Linked DNA regions of Homo sapiens: regions 2, 3, 4, 5, 6 and 7 are each linked to region 1. A link is a loop called in an ENCODE intact Hi-C map of the cell type or tissue named here. Cell type or tissue: A673. All regions are shown on one strand.

Evidence for each region. Hi-C counts contacts between places; a loop is a spot of excess contacts. Peaks named below come from ENCODE experiments on the same cell type or tissue, not always from the same donor. Only the 100,000 strongest peaks of a DNase experiment are listed, where the experiment ranks them.
Region 2: it touches region 1 in a loop (9-fold over the local background); 3 of 110 quality-filtered maps call a loop at or near these places.
Region 3: it touches region 1 in a loop (5-fold over the local background); 18 of 110 quality-filtered maps call a loop at or near these places.
Region 4: it touches region 1 in a loop (9-fold over the local background); 65 of 110 quality-filtered maps call a loop at or near these places.
Region 5: a loop joins it to region 1, with 7 times the contacts of the local background. A loop is called at or near these places in 65 of 110 quality-filtered maps.
Region 6: a loop joins it to region 1, with 5 times the contacts of the local background. A loop is called at or near these places in 5 of 110 quality-filtered maps.
Region 7: a loop joins it to region 1, with 5 times the contacts of the local background. A loop is called at or near these places in 8 of 110 quality-filtered maps.

What each region holds. Positions count from the first base shown.
Region 1 is chr3:8,415,893-8,419,892 of GRCh38, forward strand. All of the region lies in intron 3 of LMCD1-AS1 (LMCD1 antisense RNA 1), which reads right to left. Among named protein-coding and RNA genes, the nearest start is that of LMCD1-AS1, 84 kb to the right of the region's middle. In A673, CTCF peaks have their summits at 1,686 (motif pointing left) and 1,886; DNase peaks (open chromatin) are centred at 1,289 and 1,679; H3K27ac peaks cover 3,576 bases.
Region 2 is chr3:8,620,905-8,624,904 of GRCh38, forward strand. It overlaps SSUH2 (ssu-2 homolog), which reads right to left. Exons shown (of 12, transcript NM_001256748.3): 11 at 2,645-2,752. Among named protein-coding and RNA genes, the nearest start is that of SSUH2, 22 kb to the right of the region's middle. RefSeq lists an enhancer at 1,946-2,566 and silencers at 1,999-2,293, 2,383-2,762. In A673, CTCF peaks have their summits at 2,194 (motif pointing left) and 2,399; a DNase peak (open chromatin) is centred at 2,187.
Region 3 is chr3:8,109,737-8,113,736 of GRCh38, forward strand. No RefSeq gene overlaps it. Among named protein-coding and RNA genes, the nearest start is that of LMCD1-AS1, 390 kb to the right of the region's middle. RefSeq lists an enhancer at 3,875-4,000. In A673, a CTCF peak has its summit at 1,670 (motif pointing left); a DNase peak (open chromatin) is centred at 1,645.
Region 4 is chr3:8,310,027-8,314,026 of GRCh38, forward strand. The region is part of intron 3 of LMCD1-AS1 (LMCD1 antisense RNA 1); the gene reads right to left. Among named protein-coding and RNA genes, the nearest start is that of LMCD1-AS1, 190 kb to the right of the region's middle. In A673, no CTCF peak of the experiment used is centred here; a DNase peak (open chromatin) is centred at 1,545; H3K27ac peaks cover 4,000 bases.
Region 5 is chr3:8,322,802-8,326,801 of GRCh38, forward strand. All of the region lies in intron 3 of LMCD1-AS1 (LMCD1 antisense RNA 1), which reads right to left. Among named protein-coding and RNA genes, the nearest start is that of LMCD1-AS1, 180 kb to the right of the region's middle. In A673, a CTCF peak has its summit at 2,140; a DNase peak (open chromatin) is centred at 2,150; H3K27ac peaks cover 2,147 bases.
Region 6 is chr3:6,797,787-6,801,786 of GRCh38, forward strand. The region is part of intron 1 of GRM7-AS3 (GRM7 antisense RNA 3); the gene reads right to left. Among named protein-coding and RNA genes, the nearest start is that of GRM7-AS3, 5.7 kb to the right of the region's middle. In A673, CTCF peaks have their summits at 1,708 (motif pointing left) and 1,909; no DNase peak of the experiment used is centred here.
Region 7 is chr3:7,798,179-7,802,178 of GRCh38, forward strand. No RefSeq gene overlaps it. Among named protein-coding and RNA genes, the nearest start is that of GRM7-AS1, 260 kb to the left of the region's middle. In A673, a CTCF peak has its summit at 2,384 (motif pointing right); a DNase peak (open chromatin) is centred at 2,383.

The DNA of each region.
Region 1 (4,000 bases):
GAGAGATTTATTTTTTCAGCCCTTGAAGAAAGAGGACTGGCCTCTTCGACCAGTAAATAGGGCAGAAGTGATGATATGCCAGCCCTGGGCCTGGGCTTTTAGAAGACCGGCAGCTTCTATCTTGGTCTCTTGGAAGCCAACACCCAAGTGAGAACTGCAAAAACTCCAAGACTGTCCTGCTGTGAAAAGCCCAAGCCATGTGAGAAGACTCTGGGGATGTGACACCATGTAGAAAAGAAAGAGACCAAGAAGCATCAGGGTGTCTGACATGTAAAGGAAGACCCATCTTGAAAGCGAATCCTCCAGCCTCAGCTGCCCTCATGAATGCTAAGTGAACCAAAACAAACCACTCAGCTGAGCCTTTCCCAAATTCCTAATGCCAACAAAATTGTCAGCAATATAGGCAGGCTGTTAAAAACTATTGAGTTTGGGAATCATCTGTTATGAAGCTCTAGATGATTGGAGTATGACTGACCATGATTGGCCTATGAGAGGTTCTTTTCTTGCATATGACAAGTTTGATCCCACATCAGGGCCTTTCCATGTGCTTTTCCCTGGGATGCTCTTCTCCTAGGTGTTTTCCTGCCTAGATCCTTCTAATCATTCAGGTTGAGGATCAAACCCCTCTAGCTTGGAAAGGCCTTCTCTGACCACCCTATGTAAAGTGGGTGCATGTGAACACATGCCCTTAAGCCACCCTTTGGAAATTTCATTACTTGTTCATATGTTTACTAGTTGATAATGAAAGGAAATGCAGCTTTGCCTTCTCTATGTGTGGCCTTATTTCAATCACCCAGAACACTGTATGGCACACACAAGATATTCAGGAAATATTTGTTGGCCAAATTCATAGATAAATAATATATTTATCAAACACAAGGGAAAAAAGGAGATATAAGCATAAGTTGCCAGAATATTTGAGGAAACAAAATAGAACTCTGTCTTAGTCTGTTTGTGTTGCTATAAAGGAATATATGAGGCTGGGTAATGTGGAGAAAAAAAGGTTTATTTGGCTCATGATTCTGATGGCTGGAAAGTTCAAGATTGGGCGTCTGCATCTGGTGAGGGCCTCAGGCTGCCTCCACTCATGGCAGAAAGGGAAGGGGAGCTGGTGTGTGCAGAGATCACATGGGCAGAGGGACAGCAAAAGAGAAAGGAGGCGCAAGGCTCTTTTTAACAACCTGCTTTTCAGGGAACCCATAGAACAAGAACTCACTACCATGAGGACAGCTCCTAGCCATCCATGAGGGATCCGCCCCCATGACCAAACCCCTCCCACCAAGCCCCACCTCCAACGCTGGGGATCAAATTTCATCATGAGGGTTGGGAGGAAGAACATTCAAACTATAGCAATCTCCGAGAGGAAAAAGTTATAAATTGTGATAAGATTATGTTGTAATAAAGCAAATAAAAGCTTTTATCCCTCATTTACCTGGTTCTTGAGGTTCTTAAGTTTCCAAACTAAGAATCTAAAGGAATGTTTTAAAATTTTCCTTCCTGATTCTCCAGAGTAAAGACCTCAGACATTAAAATATCATTTACAACAGACATTATTATACAGCAACGCTTCTCGCTTAAATGCAACCCGTTCTTCTCACCTCAGGACTCAAATTTAAAAGGTATACTAAGGTGCTAATTTGTTAAGCTAAAACCCCGAAATCAAAGCTATTACCACAGTGCCACCTTGTGGCTAATGCTGATTCTGCACTTTTTTATTTTTTAGTTTTTTTGAGACAGGGTCTCACTGTCATCCAGGCTGGAGTGCAGTGGCTCAATCATAGCTCATTGCATCCTTGAACTCTGGGTTCAAGCAATCCTCTCACCTCAGCCTCCTGAGTAGCTGGAACTACAGGCACATACACCACACCTGGATAATTTTCTTTTCTGTTTTTGTTTCCTTCTTTTTTTTTTTTTTTTTTTTTGAGACAGAGTTTCGCTCTTGTTACCCAGGCTGGAGTGCAAGCAATCTCGGCTCACCTCAACCTCCACCTCCCAAGTTCAAGTTATTCTCCTGCCTCAGCCTCCCGAGTAGCTGGGATTACAGGCATGTACCACCATGCCTGTCTGATTTTTTTTTTTTTTTTTTTTTTTAGTAGAGATGAGGTTTCTCCATGTTGGTCAGGCTGGTCTTGAACTCCCAGCCTCAGATGATATGCCCGCCTTGGCCTCCCAAAGTGCTGGGATTACAGGCATGAGCCACCATGCCCGGCCTTGTTTTCTTTTTTTATAGATCAGGGTCTCAAACTCCTGGCCTCAAGCAATCCTCTTGCCTCTGCCTCCCAATGTGCTTGGATTATAGGCGTGAGCCACTGCACCGAGCAACATATTTTTCTTTTAAAACCAACTGGGAATGAATATAACTTTATATAACACCAGGTTATATAAAGTGTTTGGTGCGCATGATCTTACGTGAGATGTGGTCATTCTGAGGTCAGTAGTGTCATCCCTATGTTATGGAGATTAGGAGAGAGAAAAGGACTGTGACAAATACTTACTGATACCCAATGTGTGCTGTGTTATGCAAGGGCTTTTGAATAGCTTCTGTCTCTTAATACTTGAAATTATACTGGGATTTTGATACTATCCTCCTTTTTGTACATAAGCACATTTGTGCATGATAATGTTACGTGTCTTGTCATACATCTAGTAAATGAAGATTGGTCCCAGTAATACTGACCCCTGGAGCTGTTTTCAATCTATGGTATAGCATTGCCTCTCCCACAAAGTTAAACTTCTTCACCAAGTTTGACAAGCCTGTCAATTTGAGACAAAACTCAAACCCCAGACTTCTGGCTCTAATGTTCATTCATTCAACAAACACTCACTGAGCTCTGATATGGTTTGGATCTATGTTCCCACCAAATCTCATCTCAAACCGTAATCCCTAATGTTGAAGGTGGGGCCTGGTGGGAGGTAACTGGGTCGTGATGGTGAATTTCACATGAGTGGTTTAGCGTCCCTCCCTCGGAACTGCCCTCATGTTAGTGAGTTCTCACAAGATCTGTTTATTTAAAAGTGTGTGGCACCTCCCCACTCTTTTGCTCCTTCTCCAGCCATGTGATGCGGCTGCTCCCCCTTTGCCTTCCACTATGATTGTGAGTTTCCTGAGGCCTCCCCGGAAGCCAAGCAGATGCCAGCATCGTGCTTCGTGTACAGCCTGAAGAACCACGAACCAATTAAATCTCTTTTCTTTATAAGTTACCCAGTCTCTGGCATTTCTTTATAGCAATGCAAGAATGGACTGATACAAGCTCCTACTGCATGCAGAGACTGTGCTGGACACCAAGGATATGCCAGCAAACTGTCTATCATTATGTTCTTTCTATAGCCTTAGAAAACCAAGTATCACCCATGTCTTTCAAAGTTTGGCCCACATATCAAAATCCAGTAAGCTCTAGGAAATTCTGGATGATGTGTTCATTCATTCACTCATTCATTCAATAGTCATTAAAAACCTGGAAAAAAGCCTACTGTGGGCAAAAGCAGAGGTGGTTCCTGGCATCATGGAAATTATATCCTGGTCGAGGAGAAAGACATTAATCAAGTAATCACAATAAAATGCAAAATTCCCATACGGTCAACACAATACAACTCTCCTAATTAAATGCTCTTATGTACCACACAAAAGCATGTGATTGGGAGAGTTGACCAGTTCAGGAGGTCAGCTCACACGCCCCTGAAGAAGTGATGACGGGCCAATAGGACAAGTAGGAGTTAGGAAGGAAAAGGGGGAAGGAAAGAATTCCAGGCAGAGGGTTCTGAGGTGCAAAGGCCCTGAGACACTTGTGAGAGATGATATGTGTATGATCCTAAAACTAAAATCCTTTCCCAGGGCTTCTGCCTTACATTAGAAAATGGAAATACATTCTCAGCACTTCAGCTGCTGCTCCAATGTGCTCAGAATCTTTAGGAACCTAAAAACTTGGAACAACTCCTAAATGCCCACCTTGTGACCATGAACTATTAAAAAGAGCCTCAAATATGTGTGGTAGTTTTACTT
Region 2 (4,000 bases), 210 kb after region 1:
CTCATTCCCTCCCACAGGGAGATGCTAAGTCCCTCATTCTCCAGCCCCTTCTCTGAGCAGTTACTCAATAACTTTCTGCAATATGAGGCCCTGAACAGAAAACAGCAGCCCACCTTGGGAGCAAACATTAGGCTCCCATCTGTACTGGCTTCTGGTGCTGTTTTGTTACTGGCAACTACACTTCGTAGTTGACATAAGAATGTTGCTCCTGATCATCTAAGCCAAGCTTTCTTGTGGACTTCCTGTGGGCCGGGCTCTGTGCAAAAACCCCTAAGTTCTTCTGCACAAGATGTTCCCCTGTCCCAGACTCAGATGTGGGGACCCAAACCCAGGGACAGGTGGCATGATTGGCCCAGGGTCAGGCCCTCTTTACTTGCAGGGAATTCTTCCTGTTGGGAAAAGAACCCCAAGTCCTCTTGCTGTAGTTGATAGCTTGAAGACCCTAGGGAAGAGGTAAACCAGGCCGGGTGGGGGGCTGAGGCTGAAGCCATCTGGCTGCTTCGACTTCTCTCTCCATTTCAGAAAAACTGCCCTGGCCATCCCTGGAGATCTGGGCAGTGGGGGTGTATTTTGAGAGGCAGGCCCCTGTTCTGTCAGAGGAGAGGCCAGGGGGCAGCATGACATTGCAGAAGGAAGAGGGGAATCAGAGTCAGGGCACAAAATTTCCACACAGCTTTCCATGTGATCTTGTGCTCCAGTTCTCTAGACCTCAGTTTCCTCATCTGTGAAATGGGAATAAAAACTCTTATTTCACAGAGTTGTTGAGACAACCAGATAAGACCCCGGTGACTGAGTTTTCTTCATATGCCAGAAACTGGAATCCAAATGACAATTTCGGAAATAAAAGTTGGAAGATGCCTCTTGAAATTTCAGTGCAAAGGACCCCAAATAGGGACTAAAGGGCACAAGGAGATGGGAGTCAATGTCAGTGCTCAGAAGGCCTGGACACTGAAGTCAGGACCACTCTTGTTTCCAGATTTTTCTATTAAGATCCAATGGAGAGCATGGCAATACCAGCCCCCCCACAACCCCCGCAATCCCCCTGCCTCTATCTGCTTCTGGCTCAAAAAGTCTCGAAGTTTGAGGCCACAAATTGCTCAAGACATCAATTGCCATCAAGTGGTCATCACGTAATTGGCTGTTTATCTGTCTGTGCAGCTGAGCCCCTGCAATAAGCAGATTCCAGGTCTCAGAGTCATGGCCATGGCTGGGAGATGGAATTTAGCCAGCTATGTCCTCATGGCTGGATTTCGGCTCTAACTTCTCCATCTTGAGTAAAATATTAGCATGAATCTTTGTTACAGCTCTAGGACCAAAGGCAAAATTAGAAAAAAGATTCAGAGAAGTGACCTCCACTCCCATTATACTCCTTTTTAAAGAAAAATGTGTATTTGCCCCCTGGTTTACCCTTCCTGGCTCCCGGAATGGCTGTATTGGCAGAGGCAGGGCCTCAGGAGACCTGAGTTCTAGTCCTGGACCTGCCACCAACAAACTGTGTGACTTAGGACAGGTAACTTCCCCTCCTTGGGCCTCAGTTTTCCCAGCTGCCAAAATATTGAAAAACTACAAGTTTTCATCTAAAAATCTGGACTTCAGACAGTCTGGAAACACTGGGTCTTGTGCCTACAGAAAGCTGAGTGTCGACAGGCCCCTTTGAATGACGCTCTGTCACCCTCCTTACTGCCTGGCCCTGGTAGGCATGTAAGTTTGCAGTGCCTGAACTGCATGATTTCTCAGCCCCCTTCCAGCTCCAAGATGATCCGTATTCATGTAGATAAAAATGCATCTTCTCTCTCCTACAAATCAGGGAGATGTGCAGACAGAGACAGAGAAGGGGAAATGCCCATTGCAAAGGACAGAAAGGGACATTTTGAGCACCGGGTGCCAAACACATTTCGAGGGTTTTGCTGCAAAACCCTCTGAGGTGCTTTAGTGTCTTTTTTCGCAGGTGAGAGACTGGCTTTGAAGGAGGGAAGTGGCTGGCCCAGGATCATGTTGGGATGCAGGAAACGCAGGATCTCAGCCCAGTCTGCAAGGTTCCTGTCCCGGCTGCTGTCCCACTTCATGCAGCTCCAGCAAAGCACATTATCAGGCCAACCTCCCACGTTAGGGTCCCCTGGCTGGCTGCAGCAGCAGCAGAAGGGGCTACTCAGGGCTGCTCCTGGGGATGTAGCAGCCACCACCGCCACCTTGTGGCCATCAGGATACAGCGGCCAAAACCACAGAGGCCAGGAGAAGACAGGGCTGGGGGTTGGGAAGTGCCAGGGGCCTCAGGGGCAAGACACTGGGCTCCAGCCAGGCCTGTGACGTTCAATCCCCACCTTTTTCTTCCCCTATCTGAACACCAGGGAGTCAGAATCAAAAATCCCATGACACCACATTCGTGCTTAAAACCCTGCAATCGCTTCTGGGAATAAAAATGCAAACTTCTCCTGCGACCCACGGTCCTTCCTGCCTCTGCGTCTTACTTGCCCTGCTCCATGCCCTGGGGCCTTAGGTCAGGCCCTACCCCTTCCCACACTCCTCCCCCGGGACCTCCCTCACCTCTACGTCCTCATCCTTCCGCTCCGACGTTCTCAGGAAAGAGGGCTCAGCAGCCCAGGAAGAGACGTCAGAGCCAGATGGCCCCTCCGCCCTGGCTCACCTGCTGCAGGACGCGGGCACGGGAGGCCAAGGCAGCGCTGTGCTCTGCAATGCCCCTCTGGGAGGCAAGAGAGATGTCTCGCAGAGGGAAGTCCACGATGGGGTACACCTGGGGGAAAGAGAGAGAGACACAGACCACCTGGCTGCCGCACCTGGAGCCTTGGAAGTCACTGGGGCTGACTAGAGCCAGAGCCAGAGCCAGACAGAGAAGGGGGCTGAGAGAGGGACCCACGGTGTGGTCTCAGGAATTTCAAAAACAGGAAAACAGGGGGCCTGCAGTCAGAGAGAGAACGCTATCACCTGCAGCCCACTGGATACCCCAGCTGCGTGCCTCCTGTGTGCCGGGCACCGCGCTAGGTGCAGGACAAGGCAGTGACCATGGCTGGTGTGGTCCCCGTCAGTGTGGACTCGTGGGGTCTGTACACGTGTAGCGGGAAAGGAACTCAGATTCATTTCTCATGTACACATTCAAACCGCCCTCTAAGGGTCAGGCACTGTCTGTGAGCTGAGGATACAAAATGAACCACAAATAAGCCCAGGCGCTTGCACTCAACCTACAGAAAGTCCGGGCACTGGGGCATCTCCTCGGTCCCCAAAGCCCCCAGATCCCCTTCTGCCAGGCTTGAAAGCCTTCCACATATTAAGGGCAAGCATAGCCCTCCCCTGGGGCTCCCTGTTCTGCCCCTCATTGTGGAACTGTGGCTCCTTCCTCCACCCTCCTCCTAAGTGTCCACCTGGGCCCAGTGCTGCTGTGGACGCTGAGGGTGAGACGGTGGTCAGAGCTCAGCACCAGGCAGGGTCAGCTCACAGAGCTGCCAGCAGCCAGTGACGCCTAGGGATGGTCCTCAGTCTGAGCTGAGCCCAGGGGGAAATCCCTAACTCAAATGGAAGAGTGGGGTGCAGGGCTTCTGGTGGGGGGATGCCTGAGGTGAGCCTTTAAAAAGCCAAATTACTGGAGCAAAGAAAGGAGGCTGACACACCTCCCTATAGTTTGAGGACCCCCATCAGAAGTCCCATTGAAGCCAATCTCTCTGCCAAGGCCAACGGCAGAGTGAGAAAACCTTTTCTGCTAAGAACCAAATAGTAAATACTTCAGGCTTTCAGACTATGTAGTCTGTCATTATCCAGCTCTGTCCCACCATCAGGAAAGCGGCCATAGACAACCTGTCAGAAAATGCGTGGGGCTGTGTTCCAATAAAGCTTTATCGACAAAGGCAGGCAGTGGGCTGGGTGTGCCAACTCCTGGCCCGCAGGACCCTCTCCTCTGGCTGAAGGTACCTCTCACTTCTGAGCTCCTAGCTCTGCCCTGCTCACTGCCCTCTGCCAGTCCTCAAGGCCTCTGCCCCACTGTCCCCTC
Region 3 (4,000 bases), 310 kb before region 1:
CACTTAAAAATATAAGTTGTTGGCCGCTTCCTATAACACATATTTATCTGCCTCATTACTTTTAGATATAGAGAGGCAAGATGATGTAGGGGTTTTGAGCATCGACTCTGGGTTGAAATCCCCAGCTCTGTCACTTACTGGCTGTGTGACCTTGGCACTCTGGACCTTAGTTAGCTCATCTGTAAAGTGAAGGTAATAATAATAGTACCTATCTCATAGAGTTGAGTGAAGATAAAATGAGTTAATTTAAGAAAAGTAATTAGAACAGTGTCTCATATATGGTATTCTAGAAAAGGATCAGGTGATTCTGATGGTAGTGGGCCAGGTAACATACTTGGAGAATGTCTGTCCTAAAATAATGTAGTTTCATTCATTTATTCATATGTTAGGTATTTACCACATCAAATAATGAATATATAGAAGTGAATTCTTGCCTTCACAAAGCTGAGACTCCATCATAGCACAATCATGCAATATTGTCATCCCCACATCCACCCAATTAGTCTGGAAACCTGTGTTTCTTTTCTTCTCTATTTTCTTAATGGGATAATAAGGTATGCTCAGTAAATGCTTAACAATAGAAGTAATGGTAAATTTGTGATCATATAGACATGACCTCAAATACTGGTTATGCAACGGGGATTCAGGGACTCTAAAAATAAATGAAGATTTATAAAACCTGGCCACTCCTGGCAAACTTGTGAGGCTGAACCATCTTCTGGCTCAGACGTTCCCCTTTTCTCTGATCCTCTCTCCAGCCACAATTTACTTTGGAGACGAGGGTCTGATGCACTATCTCAGCAGAGAACCCCCCTGCCCCATGCTAAAATATCTCCTACCTTTCCCCAAATCTGGATAACTTAGCTCTTGCTCTCAGCCAAAGGTATCAGTCCCCAAAATTAACACAGCAAAATGTTGATGATTTGTAACTGTTTACTGTGCGTATGTGCCATTCCAAGAGAAGATGCTCATTAAAGCAGAAGCAATGAATTGCTTTATTGATTGAAATCTAAGCAAATTAATATCTAATAGTAAAGTTTTAGAAAGTATACTCTACTTCAAGGAACTCATTTTTGAATCCCGGACCTTTCCCGGGACTTTTACAGCATGTAGATGAATGTGGTCACTCTCGATAATAGCAACACCCCCCTCCCTCCATGCAGTTGCTAGTGCATTAAATCATACAAAACCTTAAACCTTCCACTTACTAAAACTCTCTGTGGGCTCGGTTCGCTATTCCTGTTTTATAAATAAGGAAACTGGGGTATGTCCGGTTTAAACAATGTGATTACACTCAAAATGCCAGAAAGGGACAGAGTCAGAATCCAAACTCTTATCTTTAGCCTTGAGTTCCAGTCCCCTTCCCACCTCATTATAGCCAATGGGGATAGAGACTACTCGGGGAAAGACTATTATCAACATAATCTGCCCTTTGTCTCGGAAAATCACACTCTCAGTCTGGTGGTTATCGTCATGAATCTAATCATCAGTTCCAGCATGCTGAACATGGCCATGATTGGTAAAATTCACACTGAAGCACAAAAAGGACGTCTGTCATCTCAACCGGAAATACAGTCCGGGTACAGCAAGCTTCCTAATTCAATAGCATTGGACCAGAAAGGCACCCTCTCTTTTCTGTAGCTTCAATGCCCTCCAGTGGGAAGATCTGACATTACACCCCAAAAGGACGGGCTGAATGGGGGCAGTGTTACTCACAGTCCTTTCTTAGAGTGTATGACATAACCCCAACTCATAAGCTACGATGTGCCTGAGAATAACTCAGCCTTATGCATTATTGCCACGATGGGTCACAGTCTCAGATTAAGATGTAGGAGCTTCCTTGCAGCCTCAGGATGCCGAATTATATCATAGATCATTTTGCCCCTTTATTTTGAATTGTGCATGATTCCTACATTTCAGGGGATTGCCTCCTTACACGCACAAACATCACACACACATCATAGAAAGCAACAGCTGGACCTGAAAGTTATCCAGCACAGAGATTGCAAACAGGAAAGACTGGGACTGTGGAAGTGTTTTGCATGCCCTGCACAACGTTTTACTTGTTTATATGCTATTTTTCTAAAATAAATTTAAATGCTTCTAGGTAGATTTGCACTCTCCAGTTGCTCACAGTTTTTACCACTTCATATTGGCTTAGTTTGGTTTCCCCAAAGCCGATTCAAAACAAGGTCTTGTATACAGGAACTTAATTTGGGAGAGTACCTAAGGAGGTAGTGAGGGGGAAGGGAGAGTGACACAGGAGGACAGAAATGCCAATAAAGGGCATGCCAATAATGGGCTGAATCATGTGTGCCCCAAATCTATTTGTTTAAGTCCTAACCCCCAGTACCTCAGCATGTAACTGCATTCGGAAGTAAGACCTTTAAAGAGGTAATTAAGATGAAATGAGGGCATATGAATGGACCCCGAAGCAATATGATGGGTGTCTTTACAAAAAGAGATTAGGATAAAGATGAGTACAGAGAGAACACGGTATGAAGACACAGGGGGAAGGAAGCCATCTACAAGCCAAGGAGAGGCCTCAGAATAAACCAACCCTGCCAACACCTTTATCTCCACTTCCCTCCTCTGGGACTGTGAGACCATCTACTTCCATTGTTTAAGCCTGTAGTACTGTGTTATAACAGCCCTGGCAAGCTCAGACAGGGTATGTGAATGAGGGGCCACTACTGTGGGCAGCTGGGGTTTAGTCCTGCCAAGGGCCCTGAGAAATTTCAGGGACGATACCTCAGAATTATGTCAGCAGAGCAGTGGGAGGCTGGGGCATTTGTCCTGAGACTGGTCCCCCTTGGCGGAGGGCTGGTCCCATCCCTGTAGCATTAACTCCCCTGCATTTCCAGGTTGCCCTGTGAATTAGGGAGTGGGAACACCCACAGGCAGAAAAGCAGGCAGTTGGAGTGAGAAGCATATGGAATGTTAGAGGGAATTGTCCACCTACCCTGCTGGAATCTCAGAGATGGGCCAGGGGACACAGCTGAGTATCCACCGCACCTGCCACACTATTATCTCACAGCTAAATGCTTTGCACATTTCCCAATCACGTGGCTTCTAAGTGACTCACAATAGCAGCCTCTCCATCATAAACACCCATCCCCTGGACTCAAGCGCAACTTTCTTCTTGCTTTTCAGGGCTCGTCCCAAGTGGATCTTTCAGAAAGCCCTTCTCTGACCACAATATAGTGCTAGTGCCACCGCTGCCCACCCCGTGGTGTGCTAGACTCGTCCAACTTAGAATCACCACTACTCCCTGCAAGTGTGTCCATGGTGCTAAACATCCCCAAGTATTTGTATATAGTGCTTTGTACAGGGTGATTTATGTGCATTCATGTGATGGTTCAGAATCTCAACGAGAGGACGATGTTTGCCACTGCTGTACAGAAAAAGGTATGTGACAGCTACCAGCTTATCTTTTACATTGATCAATTTGTCATATCCCCCTTTCAATGGTATGGATTGTTCCTTTAGTATTTGGGCAAAGCCAATGCTAATGACCTTGCATTGAGTGCTGCTTTCAGAGCTACAAGGTGCTTTCATATGCATCGTTTCAGGAGGCCCTCAAACAAGCTGATGAAATAACAGTAGCAAGGCAACACTACCGCACATTATACAAACTTGGAAAACAGAGGCCAGGGCAGTGTGTGATGTGTCCCAAGGTCACCTGACAAGGTTCTGACAGACCCACAGTGAGATCACAGGTCTCCAGTTTCTTGGCTTAGAGGCCTTCAATTTGCAGATTCTGGTAGGAAACATAAAGTCTCCTTTCACAAGCAACATAGGATGATGGAAAAAAAAAAAAAAACAGCATCAAATCTGGCTTCCAGGAACTTCCCCTTGAGAACTTGACTCTTCCATTGGCTAGATCTTCCTCTTTTCATTGAAATTGTTTCGTTATTTGGTGAACAATGGGTTTTCAGCTGCTACCGTGCAATTAAGCTCCTTGCTGATTGAAAAAGAAATTATATGATAGCATACTGGA
Region 4 (4,000 bases), 110 kb before region 1:
CAATGGAACACTATTCAGCCTTAAAATTGAAGGAGATCCTGCCATTTGTGACAAAATGGATTAATCTAGAGGACATTCTACTAAGTGAAATAAGCCAGACACAGAAAGACAAACACTGCATGCATGATCTCACTTACGTGTGGAATGCAAAGAAGTTGAAGTCTTAGAAACAAGGAGTAAAAAAGTGGTTGCTAAAAGCTAGAGGGTGGGGAAAATGAGAGGATTTTGGTCAAATGTACAAACTCTCAATTATAAAATGAACCCGTTCTGGAGATCTAATGTGCAACATAGTAGCTATAATTAATAATAATGTATCGTATACTTCAAATTTGCTAAAAGACTAAATATTAAGCATTCTCATCACACAATACACACACACAATGGTAACTATAAGAGGTAATGGATATGTTAATTAGCTTGATTGTGAAAATCACTTCATAAGATATACATATATCAAACCATCATGTGGTACACCTTAATTATACACAATTTTTGTGTGTCAATTATACCTGAATAAAGCTGAGAAAAATGCCTGTTAAGACGGGGGAAATTTACATTTCAAGAAATCATAGAAAAATACTATCATGACTTAAGAATTTCTCAGTTGGAAGTGAGCGTTAACACTTCAGGCCATTAATTGGCTACTGCTGGTATAGACAGGAGTTTATTAAACATTTAGAATGGAATAAACCACTAAACTAGAAAATTTGTTGGTTTGAAAAAACAAAAAAGGAAAGAAAGAAAGTAAGCCAAGTAATAATATCAGCACCACTGTATGAAGGATAAAACTGAGGTCAAGCCAATCAACTCACTTCCTTGTCCAAGGCTAGGTAAATTCAGCTGATTTTACTTCCTAAATTTCTCTGGATTCCATATATTTCTCTCCATCTCCATGGAAATCAACCACATCCAATCATCATTTCTCTTCCAGCCCTCTTGTACCCCTTCCAGACCACCCATCGGTACCCAAATGTCAGCCTTGTAGTCTTTCAGAACCCAAGTCTGATCATAACTATCCAACCTATAACCTTCAATGGCCTCCCTGGATATATCTAACCTGATAGGAAAGCCCCCGCCTGTCTCCACCCATCTCCCACCTTCCCCCCACCACTCTCCAGAACTCTCTGACCTTCTTTCTGCTCCTAATGGGGGCAATTCCCTTCCACATCAGGGCATCAGCATATACTTCTTCTTTTTCTGGAATGTTCTGTTCTTTCTTTTCACCTAACAAACTTTTCTCTTCCTTCTGCTGTCAGTACTGATGTCACTTGTTCCTCCTTCTTCACTATCCCACAGCATGATCTAGATCAAGTCCTCCTGCTCTAGGCTCTCACGGCCCCTATACCTTTCCTTCATGGCACTTACCATAATTTCTAACTACTGTATATATTGTTGACTTTATATTTTTAATGTCTGTCTTTGCCACCCTTCCTCTAAAATATAAATTTCGTAATAGTAAGTCTATAGTTATTGCGCATAACATTACACAATACCCTGGCAGATAGCAGGCACTCAATAAATATTTATGGGAGGAAGGAGAAAAAGAATAAAGGAAGAAATGGAAGGAAGGAAGGAAGGAAGGAAGGAAGGAAGGAAGGAAAACTATGATTAATAGGCAAAATATAAAAAACAGAACTATCATTGATAGTGGTAGCCTTAAAGAAAATTCCCCTTTTCTCTCCCCTTGGACAAGAACTCCCAGACCTTCTTCCCATATTAAACCATCGACTCATCTAATCTATCATGTAAGCAATAGTTGTTTGGAATCTGCTACACACACAAAAGAAAATGAATTAGAAATCAATAGAGCTTGTGACCTTTAAAGGAAATGACATTTTGCAGAATGTATCTGTGGCATGTTGACTACACAATGGTTCTCGGGCAGCATGCGCACCTCCAGAGACATATTTAAGGTTTTCTTTCTCAATGTCTGCCTCCACTCAGACTGTGGTTGGGTTTTCCTCGCACGGAAACATTGAGTTTAGGACCCATTCTTCCTGCAGACAGAGAAGGTCTTTGGAAATGGTGCTGCCTCTTGGCAGGGAGGCAGCGGTAGAGGGAAGAGTAAGGAACAGTGCTAAAAGGGATTGGGAGACAGTAAAGACTGGCTCCCTCTGGAAATATTTGGAGAAGAGCAGTGGCAGCAAAGGGGATTACTTTCTCTCTCTTTTTATTGATGTTTTCTCTGGTCAAAAATGGGGAGAACACAGAACCCTGGCATCTCCCAGAGCTGCACAGGTAAGTATGAGTCTCAACAAAATGGGTGCTTTAGATTGGCTTGGCATTCTGGGCTAAATCTCATTTGCCCGGCTCCTCTGCCCCCCGGACTTGCCCCTCCCTGTGTTCCCATGTAGGACATTCTGACCTCTATCTCTCAAATGCTGCAGACTTGTAAATTCCCACTTGTAATTGTAAATTTTAATTTTAAACATCAGTCTAGCTGTTGCTATAAAGCAATTTTTTTGTGAGATTTCCATTTAAATTGGTAGACTTTCAGCAAAGTAGATTACCCTCAATAATGTAGGTAGGCCTCATCCAATTTAAGGTGGTGTGAAAGGCAGAATTCCACATTCCTTGGGGAATCTCAGTCTTTTCTCTAAAGACCTTTAAGTCTGTCTTTAGACGAGGGCTACAACATCAGTTCTCCCTGGATCTCCAGCCTGCAGCCTGCCTTGCAGATTTCAGACTTTCCAGCTTCCACAATCATGTGAGCCAATTCTTTAATATAATTTCCTCTCTTTTTCTCTCTATGTCTACATATACTATTGGTTCTATTTCTGTGGAGATCCCTGACTAATATACCACTCCTCCTTCTCCTGATCACAAATGCACAGCTTTGGGTCTGGCCTCCTGAGCCTGCTAGGACCATTTGATTAATTACATCTGGCTACATTATTGGATATGAACTGAGTGGGAGATTACTCTTCCCAGAAGAGACACACTGTAACTAACATCTACAAGTATATTCATAGACTGATACCAAACTATCATACTCCCAGACAACCAAGAACAAGCATCAGCATGTCCATTTTTAAAATAAGGAAAGTAAGACCAAGGGAGGTAAATGGTATGCCCAAACTTACATGTCTAATAAGTGTCAGTGAGGACACAACCCCCCGTGTGTTTTTTCTCAGTTCTGGCTCATTTCTGGATGCTGTATTGCTCTTCCTGGAGCCAGGATCTTGACATTCAAGAGTCGAATTGCTGGGACCCTGAGACCTAGTGTCGGACAGAGGGAGAAGCTGCAAAATGTGGCAGAAAGAACTTGAATTTCAATTGAGTCAGATTGGGTGAAGCATCCCACCTGTGCTGCTAACTCCCTGTTGGGGCTTGGGCAGTCATTTCATCCCTCTGAGCCTCAGTTTACCCATATTTAAAAGGAGGAGATTGGACTAGACTAGATGACTGATTTCTAGGAGGAATCTCTTTCTATAGCCTTTAAAGTCCTATGATTGGAGAGAAATGGTCAAAAACCAAAAGTAAATGAACCCAAGAGAGGAACAAAGGTTTCTGGTGTGTGTGTGTGTGTGTGTGTGTGTGTGTGTGTGTGTGTGTGTGTGTGTGCTTTGTTTTCATCACTTCTCCTGGCTGCCAGAGTCTGTTTTGAGTTTTTCCACCCTTGACACCCGAGTCTGACACATCTCTCCAGCTCATAATGAGCTTTAATTCAAGTCACTGATCAATAGCAGGAAACAGCAGCCCTGTTTCCCCTGCTTGTTTTCTCTATCTTCAATCTGCCAAGACAGATTAGGCTGTTTCCAAGGTCACTCAATATTCAGGGAGAGAATGGAAAGATATCTGGTAGGCTGTTCGTAGAACAAGGCTGCAAACAGACAAGATGAGAACCCAACTGTGTGTTCCGTGACAGATTCGATTTACATCAAGGTCAAAAAGGGTATGTTTTCTTACTGAGTCTTTCTCTACCTCACAGTCACCGGCTTGTCCATCAGCTGCTGAGTTGGAGGTCTCCCCTAATGGAATACTGACTTATGAGCACAAG
Region 5 (4,000 bases), 93 kb before region 1:
TGTGTACCCACAGTTGATTCTTTTTGATTGCTAGGTAGTTTTTCATTGTATGAGTATAACATCATTTGTTAATGGATATCTGGGTCATTTCTATCCAGGCTATTAGAAATAAAATTGGCATGAGAATGTGGATATAAGTCTTCACATGGACATATGTTCTTATTTTTCTTGTATAAATACCTAGGAATGGAATGACTGGCTCATACAACAGGTGTTTGTTTAACTCTTTTAAAAAACACTGTCAAGCTTTTGCTAAAGTGGCTGTACATTTTATATTCCCACCAGCAGTGTGTGAGAGCTCTGATTCCTGCCATCCTCATCAACACTTGGTGTCGTCAATCTTTTTAATGTTAGCTATTTTAATGGTTCTGTAGTATCATCACCCTATGCCCTATGTTTTTCATTTGCATTTCCCTAAGGAATAATTATTCTGCCCATCTTTTCATGTCCTTATTGCCCATTGGTATATTTCTTTCTGAAATGTCTGCTCAAATATTTAGCCCACTTTTACTGGGATATTTTGCTTCTTCTTATTCGGTTGTACAAGTTCTTTACATTACAGATACATGTTCTTTGTCAGATACATGGTATAAGAAAAGACTTAAGGTCCTTTCTGGTTGTCACATTTTAATATTCTGTGATTTGGGTATAATCCTGAGTATTCAGATACCTGTATTTATAGAGTTAACTAGTGGAATAAATATTTTATTTTTCAAGCAACTATTTGCACTTTATGCAGATGTAATCCAATCAAAATGAATACATAGAATGTAAAGGATTCCAGAGGCCTTTGTTTATTTATTTTGTTTCTTAGGACCACCGTGGTTTAAAATGTAGAGTGTGGCTTTAGCCAATTAACAGCAACTTTTGTCCATTGCCCAGCAGCTGTAGAAGAGATGAGACTTATTCTGAAAAAGGAGAAAAGGCAAAAATCATAAAAAAGGGAATCTTTTCTTATTTAGGGGCCCAAACAAGTACATGCCCCAAAAGGCCAGAGGAGCTACCTGAATAGCCTGATAGGCAAAGAGCATCATGAAGGGGATTTGTGAGAGATCCCAGACATAAAATAAAAGCAGGTCTCCCAGGGAGATCAAATGGATGGGCTCGGTTCCTGGTCAATGTGGCCCCGGGAGCCAGCAAGAACAGAGAGATGGCCAGAAAATGCCAGCATCTCCGGATTCATGCAGCTAAGACCAGTGTCCCTTGGGACACCAGGGCCTGTGATGCCTCTTTAAGTACTGGGACTATGTCCAGCACCATTCTGTAGCTTGAGGCCAAAGAAGGAGCCAAGATAGGAATCCTGCCTCCAAGCAGCTCACACTCTAGGGAAGGCAAATAACTACAAAAGAAGGTGTCGCCTAGGAAAAGAATCCAAGGGCAGCTCAGGGATGTGGTGCAGGTCAGCATGACCCAATCCCTGGACCAACTGGAGGCTTCAGAGCTCAGCACCACTGAGCAGAGTAGAGCAAAGTCCACTCAATCTGTGATGCACCATGGCTTTTCTGCCAACCCATAGCAGATGTCCTTCTTAAGTGGAAGACTCAAAGCAGCAGACTATGAGAAAGACTCAAGGACAGAACCACAAAACACCATGATGCCAGCAATCCTGATGGTATTAGTTAGGGCAGAAAGCCTCACATTTCAGAAAATGAACTTAAACTGCAGAGAGACATAAGCCCCAAGCTGTCTTCCAGTGATTAGGCTGTTTCTTGACATAAAGGTCCTGTCACAAATGAAAGCTTGGCAAATCAAAGGTAGAACCTAAGAAAAGAATGACCCCAAAGAGCCCAGAGTCAGAGATGGTACTTTGCCTCTAGCCACCGCCCTTGACTAAAAGAGTGTGCTTGTCCCAAGCAAGAAGGTCTTTTTTTTTTTTTAAATAATTGCTGTAATTAATTAAACATACACCTAAGTTCACTGTTTGGTAAGACTCCATAAAAAATTGTTTAGATTCTTCTTACACCATTCCTTTATGTGTTTTCCCATTAAAAAATCATATTCAAGTGTTGATAAGGTAAAAATACCTAGATATGTCTGATTGATTGCATCATTTGGAAACAGCAGAATGTATTGAAAGACATCTGGTAGCTCAGAGTCTGCAGTGGTTGAGAGGCTGTGCAGCAACCACACTTCTGAACTGCGCCAGCAGAGGTCCCACTGCTCCTGGGACTCAGACACTGCAGCTCAGTCCACAGTCAGGCCTCAAACACCAAGAATCTCCCCTACACCTGCCTCCAAAAGCCGAATGCCTCTACCACCACTATTGCCAGTAAATGGACTTCGTGCTCTGCTGCTTCCTCTGGTCACTTCACATCAAAATCTCCTCTGTGTGTGCATCTTATTGGTGGGGAGCCTAAGCCATATGACTGCATCCGCAAGAGAGGCTAGGAAAATGTACGACCGGCTCCCACCTTGGGTGGAAAAGAGTCCTATTATGGGAAATTATCCAAACAGAAAGGCTTTTCAGAAAATCCTGTATGTCCACGAAACATAATAAATGATTCTCACTAACGTTCAATTTTTTCTTTCTTTTTTTTTTTTTTTTTTGTCTCTTATCAGAGGTTCAAGTCAAGTTGCAGCCTCAATTGCTGCCAGGAAATGATGGGAAAAAATGAGTCTGAATTTTTGTTGCCAGAGAACAAACCTACACTCATTTTAAAGAGCTTTTGTCTGCTCCACACACAATAATGATTAGCTAACAATCGCTATTGTGTTTTGGAAAGTATGTTGAGACTTGTAAAAAAAAATACTTCTATACTTCTGTGGGAGCAAAACTAAATGTCTGAACAATGATAAATTCATTGGAGGCCACAGAGAGTGGAAAAGTTCCAAAGAATAGCAAAGGCTATTTTTCAGATAATAGCAGGCTGAAAAGAAGGTCATGTTGGCAAGATAAAGACACTTTCATAAAAAAGAAGATCAAAGCAACCTATTGAAAATGAATCTATACTATTCATATCACCAAGATGTCATTTAATTCTCTGGTTTGATTCATGAAATAAAGATTAATGATTTTAAACCAGGAGAGAAGGGTCAAATTGTCAGGGTGGATGGATAGCTGTAATATCAGATAAATTCTGATATTACAGTGAAGTCAGTTCAAAAATACTCAAGTACCGCCCCGCCAGCTGCCCCGTCTGGTAGGGAGGTGGGGGGCAGCCCCCGCCCGGCCAGCCTGTCCGGGAGGGAGGTGGGGGGCGCCTCTGCCCGGCCGCCCCGTCTGGGAGTGGGGGCCCCCTCTGCCCGGCCGCCACCCCGTCTGGGAGGTGTACCCAGCAGCTCATTGAGAACGGGCCATGATGACGACGGCGGTTTTGTCGAGTGGAAGGGGGGGAAGTGTGGGGAAAGGAAAGAGAAATCAGATTGTTGCTGTGTCTGTGTAGAAAGTAGACATGGGAGACCCCATTTTGTTCTGTACTAAGAAAAATTCTTCTGCCTTGGAAAAAAAAAATACTCAAGTAGGTATCTGTCTACATTTATGGAAAATATTACACATTTGAAAAGATATATATAAACATACACACACACCCAAGCAGTAAACTGCTTTGTTTGTGGACAACAGCATCAGTAAAAACATGAGGAAATTAACCCTAACAGGCAAAGGTAGTTGACATTTTTCAACTAACTTTTTCCAGGAAAAAAAAAAATCTCAGACCTTCTTTCTTCTTAACAATACCTCATTACTTAGGATGCTTCAGTGTTACTCAACTGTCTTCATAGTCCAAAAGATATGAAGAAAACCATTTAATATCCAGATTGACTTTACGATTCTACACAGATGCATTTTGTATAAATTCCAAACTATATTTACTGTGTATTATAAATATAAAATATATATTCTTTAGATGAAATATTTAGATGAAACTTTATTTTTTATTTTTAAAAATGGCAATAAGTATAAACAGATATTGGGTACTTGACACATGAAACAGCTACCAAAGTTTATGTTACAATTAAGTTCTTATGTTCTTCAGTGGGGTTATGTGCAAAGGTTCAGACT
Region 6 (4,000 bases), 1.6 Mb before region 1:
AGTTCCCAAACCTGTCTTGTTGAAAAGTAGGGCCCCACCCCCAATGGTTCTGATGGAGATGATATTCTGACCCCACTCTGAAGTATAATGAGAAGAGGATCTTGCTTAGTGTCCTGAGTAGTATCAGAACATAAGCGATGGACAAAGAAAGAGGAACCCAGAAAGAAGACTATAAATAAGCAACTGGAGGTACTGAAGGAAAACCGGGAGAAAAAAACATTACAAATTCTATAAGAAAATAGCGGGTACAAGAGTGGTGAACAGGGTCAAAGTGTTGAGAGATAAAGTAAAGATAAAGGCTAAAAACACCCACTGGATGTAACAAAAAGGAGGTCATCACAAAGTTGGCAGGAACAATTTTGGTAGAATTATGTGGGCTGCAGCCAGATTGCAGTGGGCTGAGGGTTGAATATGAGATGAGGATAAAGAGACAAGAAGCAGAGGCAAAATGTTATAAAAGAAGTTCGGACTAGAAGGGCAGGAAGTTGCTGCAGCAGAATGTGGACTGAAGGGTGAGATGTTTTTAGGAGGGAAACAACTTGAGTGAATGTGGTATCTCATACCTGACGTGCTGCATCCCTAATTTCATTTTAAAGTTTTTTTAAACAGATTCATTGAAGTGTAATCTATATATTATAAAATTCATCTTTTTAAAGTATACAGTTGATTTTTTTTTTTTTTTTTTTGAGACGGAGTCTCACTGTGTCACCCAGGCTGGAGTGCAGTGGTGCAATCTCAGCTCACTGCAATCTCCTCCTCCCGAGTTCAAGCAATTCTCCTGCCTCAGCCTCCCAAGTAGCTGGGATTACAGGCTACTTGTATTTTTAGTACAGACGGGGTTTCACCATATTGGCCAGGCTGGTCTCGAACTCCTGACCTTGTGATCCACCCACCTCGACCTCCCAAAGTGCTGGGATTACAGTGCTGTGCCCGGCAATTCAATGGTTTTTAATAAAATTACAGAGTGTACAAGCATCACCACAATCTAGTATTAAAACATTTTCATTGCTCCATATTCCATATACCCGTTTACTGTTAATCCACATTCTTACACTCTGCCCCAGGCACATACACATGCATTGTTGGTCTCTACAGATTTACCTATTCTAGACATTTCATAGAAGCCATACAACGTGTGTGTTCTTTTGTGTCTGGGTTCTTTTGTGTCAGAGTTCTTTTGCTTAGTATATTGCTGGAGAGGTTCCCTCCTGTTGTAACATATATCAGTGGTTTATTCCTTTTTTATTGCTGCATTGTATTCCATTTTATGGATAGAGCGCATTTTCTGTATCCATTCATCAGCTGATGGACATCTGGATAACGTCCCCTTTTTGACCATCATTCGTGAATGATAGTGCTATGAATATTCACATGAAAATCTTTATGTAAGCATAGGTTTTCATGGCTCCAGGGTAGTTATCTAGGAGTCTGATTGCTGGGTTGTATGTTAAGTTTGGGTTGAACTTTCTAAGAAATGGTCCAACGTCTTTCTAACGTGGCTGCAATATTTTACATTCACACTCTTTCATCCCTGCCCTAATAAGCACATATTCACTTACTTTTATACCTGCATTCATTGAAAAAAAAAAAAAAAGAACTGTCCCCTCTTGGATAGTGGGGAGCAAAGTAAGGTGCTGCTTTGGGTTCTGTGCATTATGGTTAGGCCAAAAATGATGGAAATATGAATTAGCATCAGCCTGCCCCCTAGTGGTGGTCCAGACTGCTGTGCAGTCAACCTAAATCCATGGGGCCAAACTTCTAAGCGATCTACTCTTTCCTTCACTCACTCTTGTCACTCTACCTCCGTCTTTTCTGGCAAAGACCAAACAGTGGGCAACGAGTTTAAGTATGCTCAAACAAATTTAGAAAGTGTATAGTGAGGTGCAGTGGTTCACCAGTATCAAACCGTCTACCAGTCATGTCTACCAGAGATATGGACACTTACTCTCATGTGTTTAAGGATCAGCTGCTGGGGGACTTGGGCAAAGTTACTGAACTTCATGTAACCTCAGTTGTTTCTTTATCTCTACAATGAGGATTATGATAACACCAGGCTTAGTTATACTGCAGTGATTCAATGAAATTTCATATGTAAAGCACCTAACATAGTTAAACCTAGAGTTGGCATTCAAGAAAAAGTAAGTATTCAAATTTTATGATAATAAAAGTGGTCACGAGTGTAGTCAAATGCTACAATGACATTCTATTCATATAATTATTTTTTATCTGTTCTCATTTACTTATATCCTATGTTTATGCTCTCTATTTAAAATTGAAATGTCTTTGAATTTAGAACTACAGTTGACTGTATTTATTTGACAGTCTACAGTGTACTGTAGACAATTTATTTGATATTGATAAGAATCACAAAAGTAACAACAATACTATCCTTCATTATTTTATAGTAACAATATATCAGGACATTTGCTAAAATCTCCCTGTATGTAAAATTTAATGCAGAAAACATTTTTATAAGGTAGGTAAAGATCTCAGTCTGTGTTGGAGAAAATATTTCAGCCACATCTTTCTCGCTGCACCCATTTTCACTACCTGTTGTGCTGCCACTGCCAATGGAAATGACAATATCAATTACAGCTGGTTGATAATTGAGAAGTATAGAGACTAGAAAAGTGTGTGTGATGTGGCTCAGATCTGGATTCTCATGATCTTTTGTTGCTCTTTTGTCAAAGAGAAAAAGTAAGACCAGAAATGACCTGAGTTTGATGATTACTGCGGTTTGCAATTCAGCAATTCAAGATAGTTGCACTCTCCTTCCCAATCCACCCTAACACCTGCTTCCTTTTCCCCATTAATAGCTAAAGTTTTCTCCCCGAAATAGTCAAAGGTTCATTGGAAATTTTATCCATGTAAAGTAAGTACATAGGCCTTCCTTTGTTTTTCTCTTAACAATGCTGCAGACTATGTTTGTTTGGAATCTGTTCTCTGATGGCAGTTGTTAAGTTATTCATTTTAATGGGTGTTTTATAACTTTAAAAGGAAAATTGTTTCCAGGGAAGAGAGCATGCCTCTAATACAGAAATCAGGTATTTAGGGGGAAGAACAATCTAATAAAACACTTTGGACAGCCCGTGATAGTGTTCAGACACACAGTTCTAGAAGAGAAATAAGAAAGCATTTCTTTGGCCAAATGTGATCTGAACCATCCGGGTTTTTGCCTCACATACTGTAAGAGACATTTATTCTCTTCACTATTCAATTATTTTGCCAGCGAGATGTGGGAATTAAAGTAGCAGCAATCATGATAACATGTGTGAAGCATCAAAATACTTTGCACTGAGCAGACAGAGATGCCAATTGTATTTTCAGCTTGGGTTTACATATGGAAAATATTGTTATTATTTCCTTCAATGTCATCAGTTTTTAATGGCTCCTATTCCATCCAATTTTTAAGCTGTAAATATAGTCTAGTATTTGAAAAGAAAATCTAAGTAGTTCTAATGCCAGAGGCTGGAACTAGTTTGCCAGCAAAATTCATCTTTAGTTTACATGTATTTGGATGCTTGATTATATGTCCCCAAATCCAGTCATAATTTAGCCCAGAATTTTAGACTAACAGAACGCAAGTGTAGATACATTTGTTTGTCTCATGCAGTTTAAAAAAAAAAATCTGTGAGCAAGCCTTTAAATATCAAGAGATTCCACAATCTTTATTTGGGCTTCTCTTCATGAATAAAAGATTTTAAAATGCTTTCTTATCCCTGAGTAGGACACCGGACAGATAATGCATACTTACACTCTACTATTTGATATTTGTCCAAGACCTCCTAAACACCTTTGATTTTTGCTTAATATTACTCGATATTTAATCTACTGAAATATTTTAGTCCGTCTTTTTTTTTTTCCCCTGTAGAAAATTGAGTCTAAATTTAAAGTGGCCTTTCTAATGCAATCTGAGCCAAAAGGTATAATTCACTTTAAAGTAATTTGGGGGCAAGCTTAGAAGTGTGTAGGCAGTAGGGCAAACATTTATTTAATTTCC
Region 7 (4,000 bases), 620 kb before region 1:
TCATTTTTTCTGCAGCTTTGCAAAAATGTGGAAACAGCCCAAATACCTGTCAGTAGGCAAATGGATAAACAGAACTTACAATGGTCAGTAATAATTATAGAGAAGGAGTGTCCAATCTTTTGGCTTCTCTGGGCCACACTGGAAGAAGAATTGTCTTGGACCACACAGAAAATACACTAACACTAACAATAGCTGATGAGCTAAATAAAGAAAAACGTCACATAAAATCTCAATGTTTTAAGAAAGTTTACAAATTTGTGTTGGGCTGCATTCAAAGCCATCCTGGGCTGCACGCAGCCCATGGGTTATGGGTTGCGCAAGCTGGTTCTAGACATTTAAACAGATTTGGAGTAAAAAAAGCAAATTATGGAAAGATACACACATTATGACACGATCTATGTGAGCCAAAATAAACACAGAATAATGTCATCAATTATGTACTCTAAACATGAACTGGAAAAATATACAACAATACTAATACAGGGGCTGTTTCAGGGGAACGTGAGAGGGAATCAGGATTGGAAACAGTAATTAAACAAAACTTTAGTTTATCTTTCATAGTCTTCTCTTTTGGATTATCTATCTTCTATATCATTTTTGTAATTAAAAAAACTATAACCGTAGAAATTATACATAGACTTATGTATTTTAAAAAACAGGAAGTGATTGGCTAACTACCAACAAAGATTAATTCCAAATAGCAGAATTATGAATGTCATCTTCTGTTTTGTACTTTTTAGATTTCTTTTCCAACAATTAAAATGATCCGTCCCTGACCAATAAATGTAATTAAAATTCTAAAACACAGAGCCTAGCTAGAGGTCAGTGAGGGAGAATAATTTGAGCAGAACATCATTGAGGGAGTTTTAGAAGAGGGGGTCAAAAAGATTTGGTGCTTGTTCACAAAAGCCTCTAAATTCAAGGTTAAGAAGTTTGGACTTCATCTTGTACCCACTGGGAATCATTACTTGTTTCGGAGCTGGAGACCGTCATGGATCAAAAGGATAAATCAATATCCATTCTTCACCACTACTTCTCAAAGTATATCTTTTCACCATCATTTCCAAATTGATAGAACTCTAAGGGTTTTTAGATGTTGGGTAGAAACTTAAGAGACACATTCTCTTCTCTCCAGGGGTGTTACTGTGTAAGGAAGGATTTGGACACTTAAGACCTGTAAAAAACACGTGAAGAGCTGCTCTCTTCCTCTCTTCACTCCCCTTTACACCATAGCATGAACATCCCTAAAAAGCACTTGAAAATGATGCCTTTTCAACTCTAAGTAGCAACATGTTCATCCATTAGCAAGCAAAAGTGTTATTGCATTTCTTTCATCTCTACAGCCTCCCAGGTCCTGCTTTTCAAAGTAGAAGTGAGTAATAAACCTGTGGTGAAAGGAACAAAACACTTATGAACGGAGTGACTAAAAAGAAAAAAAAAAAAAAGTGATTATCCTTCCTAAAAACCCAGGGTGTTGCCGAATTAAGGGACACTGACCAGTAAACAGCCATGAGACAGATTTAGTAGATTTCCGGAATCTAGCATGTGTGTATAATTTAGTACAAAAGCACATCATGAAGAAAAATAGTCTAGTGGAATGGGTTAAATTTGAAATGTCATCAACTAGAAGGAAAGGTCAGCAAACTGTTTTTCAAACCTAAAAAAAAAAAAACCCAGCCTCATCCTTGACTCCCTCTTCTGTGTCTCTTTCAAATTTCGGCTCACGATAGTTTAACAAAACAACAACAAAAACAACCACAAAAAACAGCAAAACAAAACAAACGGCCCAAAGGGAAATAAATCTAACTGATATAAAATTGAAAAAACACAAGTGACAAGAGCCAGGGAAGACAGGACGTCATCATTTAGTAAAGCATCCACTAACTGCTTGACCACACTCCAGCAATTTCCATAACTCATGATTTTCAATATTCATACTTGTCATTGTTCATTTTTCTTACATCACATGCATTGTGTGCCAGCTACAAGCCCAGCCTGTTCTGTGCACTAGGGGATCAGTAGAAAACAAAATCCCTGTGATCTGTGCTCACAAAGCTTGCATTCTTGCATTCTAGCAGGCATAAAAGAGAAAAAAGAGAAGTAAATACACAGCATTCTGGCTAACTCGTTTCAGAGGTGAGGAGACCATATCCCTGAGTAACTTGCTCAAAGTTACTTGCTCAGTAATTTGCCCAAAGTTTCATGAGTAAGCAGCCTAGAAGTGACCACAATAGGCTACCACAAAGATACTTCCCAGAGGTTACTGTTTTCTACTTCTTTATTATAGAGTATTATCTATACAGGATGAGCCTCTGTCTTTTAAAAAGAAAATCACATTGTTGGAGGAGCTAATGTGCAGCTTATTTTCTGAACCTGAGTGAAATACAAAATATTGTCACTAGAGGGCAAGTTGACATATGCTTTATTTATTTTACTGAAAGAAAAGATAGTGCTACATTTTGGGAAACAAAGCCTTTGAATCAGCTTATATTTATTACATGATTCTCATCTTGGTTAAAACTACATGCAGAACAGTGACGGGTAAGTAGTACTTTTACAAAGTAGTGTCCAAATTTTAGACATTAAATTACGATGTGTAGCCCCTTTTTACCAAAATCACAGGTGCATTTGTTCCTCACACTTAATTTTCATGATAAGGACTATCTCGCATTAGGCTTGATAGAAATAGAATTTTTGTCATCCTCCTCCTTGTCTGCCTCGGGAATGGCCACTGTTCTTTCAAGATTCAGTTCCCTCTCCTCTTCCAAGCCTTTCCTTTCCTGTCTCTTCTTTCCCAGAGGATCTTGCCATCTCTCACTGGCCATGTGCACTGTGAGCAGGCTTCAATCAGAGCACCATCAAGATTTTCCTAATATCCCCCAGTGAGTGAGCCTCTACCTGGCCTAGGCACTTGTTGCCTGTTGACTCTTCTCATCTTCACCATCACCTGCAATGGGGAAATTATTACTTCCCCACTGGAGTAAAGAGAAGCCCAGAGTGGCTAAAAGCTGAAGCCAGGGCATAGAGCTACTAGCATGACCCTTGGTTACCAGATGTTTTTATTAAACTGTGTGCTCCCTAAGAATAGGGATCATCTTTCTAGGGTCTAGCATTTTGCCTCAAGAAAAGGGAACCTGCTCTATAAATGTAAGAGTAAACAGATGCTGTAAGACAACTCAAAATCTCTACCTCTCAAAGTTGGGGGAGAAAATGACATGATTTGTGAGAAGTATCTGGTTGCATGATAGGCATATAGTAGGCATAATAAATTCTTATCATGACATGTTGTTGGTCTTACAATAGATGTCATGTGTTAACATAAGTTCAAATTCAAATTTTCCTCCATGGCACGGCAAGATCTGACGCCTATCTAAATCTCCAACCCTGTCTCTCTTGCCTGACTCCAACTCCCAGGCCACACTGGCCACTTTCCTGCTCCTCAAAGGTGCCAAGCTGGTTCCTGCCTCAGGGCCTTAGCACTTGCTATTCCCTTGGCCTATGTAACTATTTTCCAGGCCTCCATGGACATCACTTCACATCCTTTAAGTCTCATTTCAGCTTTTACCTCCTCAAAGATACCTTTACTGGCTACTCTTAAGTGTTCCTTCACCACTCCTTCCCTATCTCAACCTCTTGTTTCCTTCCTTCATCACACTAAGTACAGTCTGTGACCCTTTCATCCATCTGTTTACTTACTTTGTCTCTCATTCCCTCGGCTAGAAGGTTCATCAGGGTCGGGTCCCTGTCCGCTCACAGGCACCATTACAGGCTCAGCGCCTGGCACACAGCAAGCTAACCACAAAATATTTTGGTTGAAATTATGGATGGATGTGTGGATAAAGGAACAAAGAATTAGGATAAAATGCTAAAAATCTGAATGCTCAAAAGTAAAAGGGAGCCTGAAGGAAAAAAAACAAATGAGTTGCTAGGATATGATTGGGAGACACACACAGGCTTTGGAATCAAACACACACTGAGTTTAAGGCTCAGCACTGATACC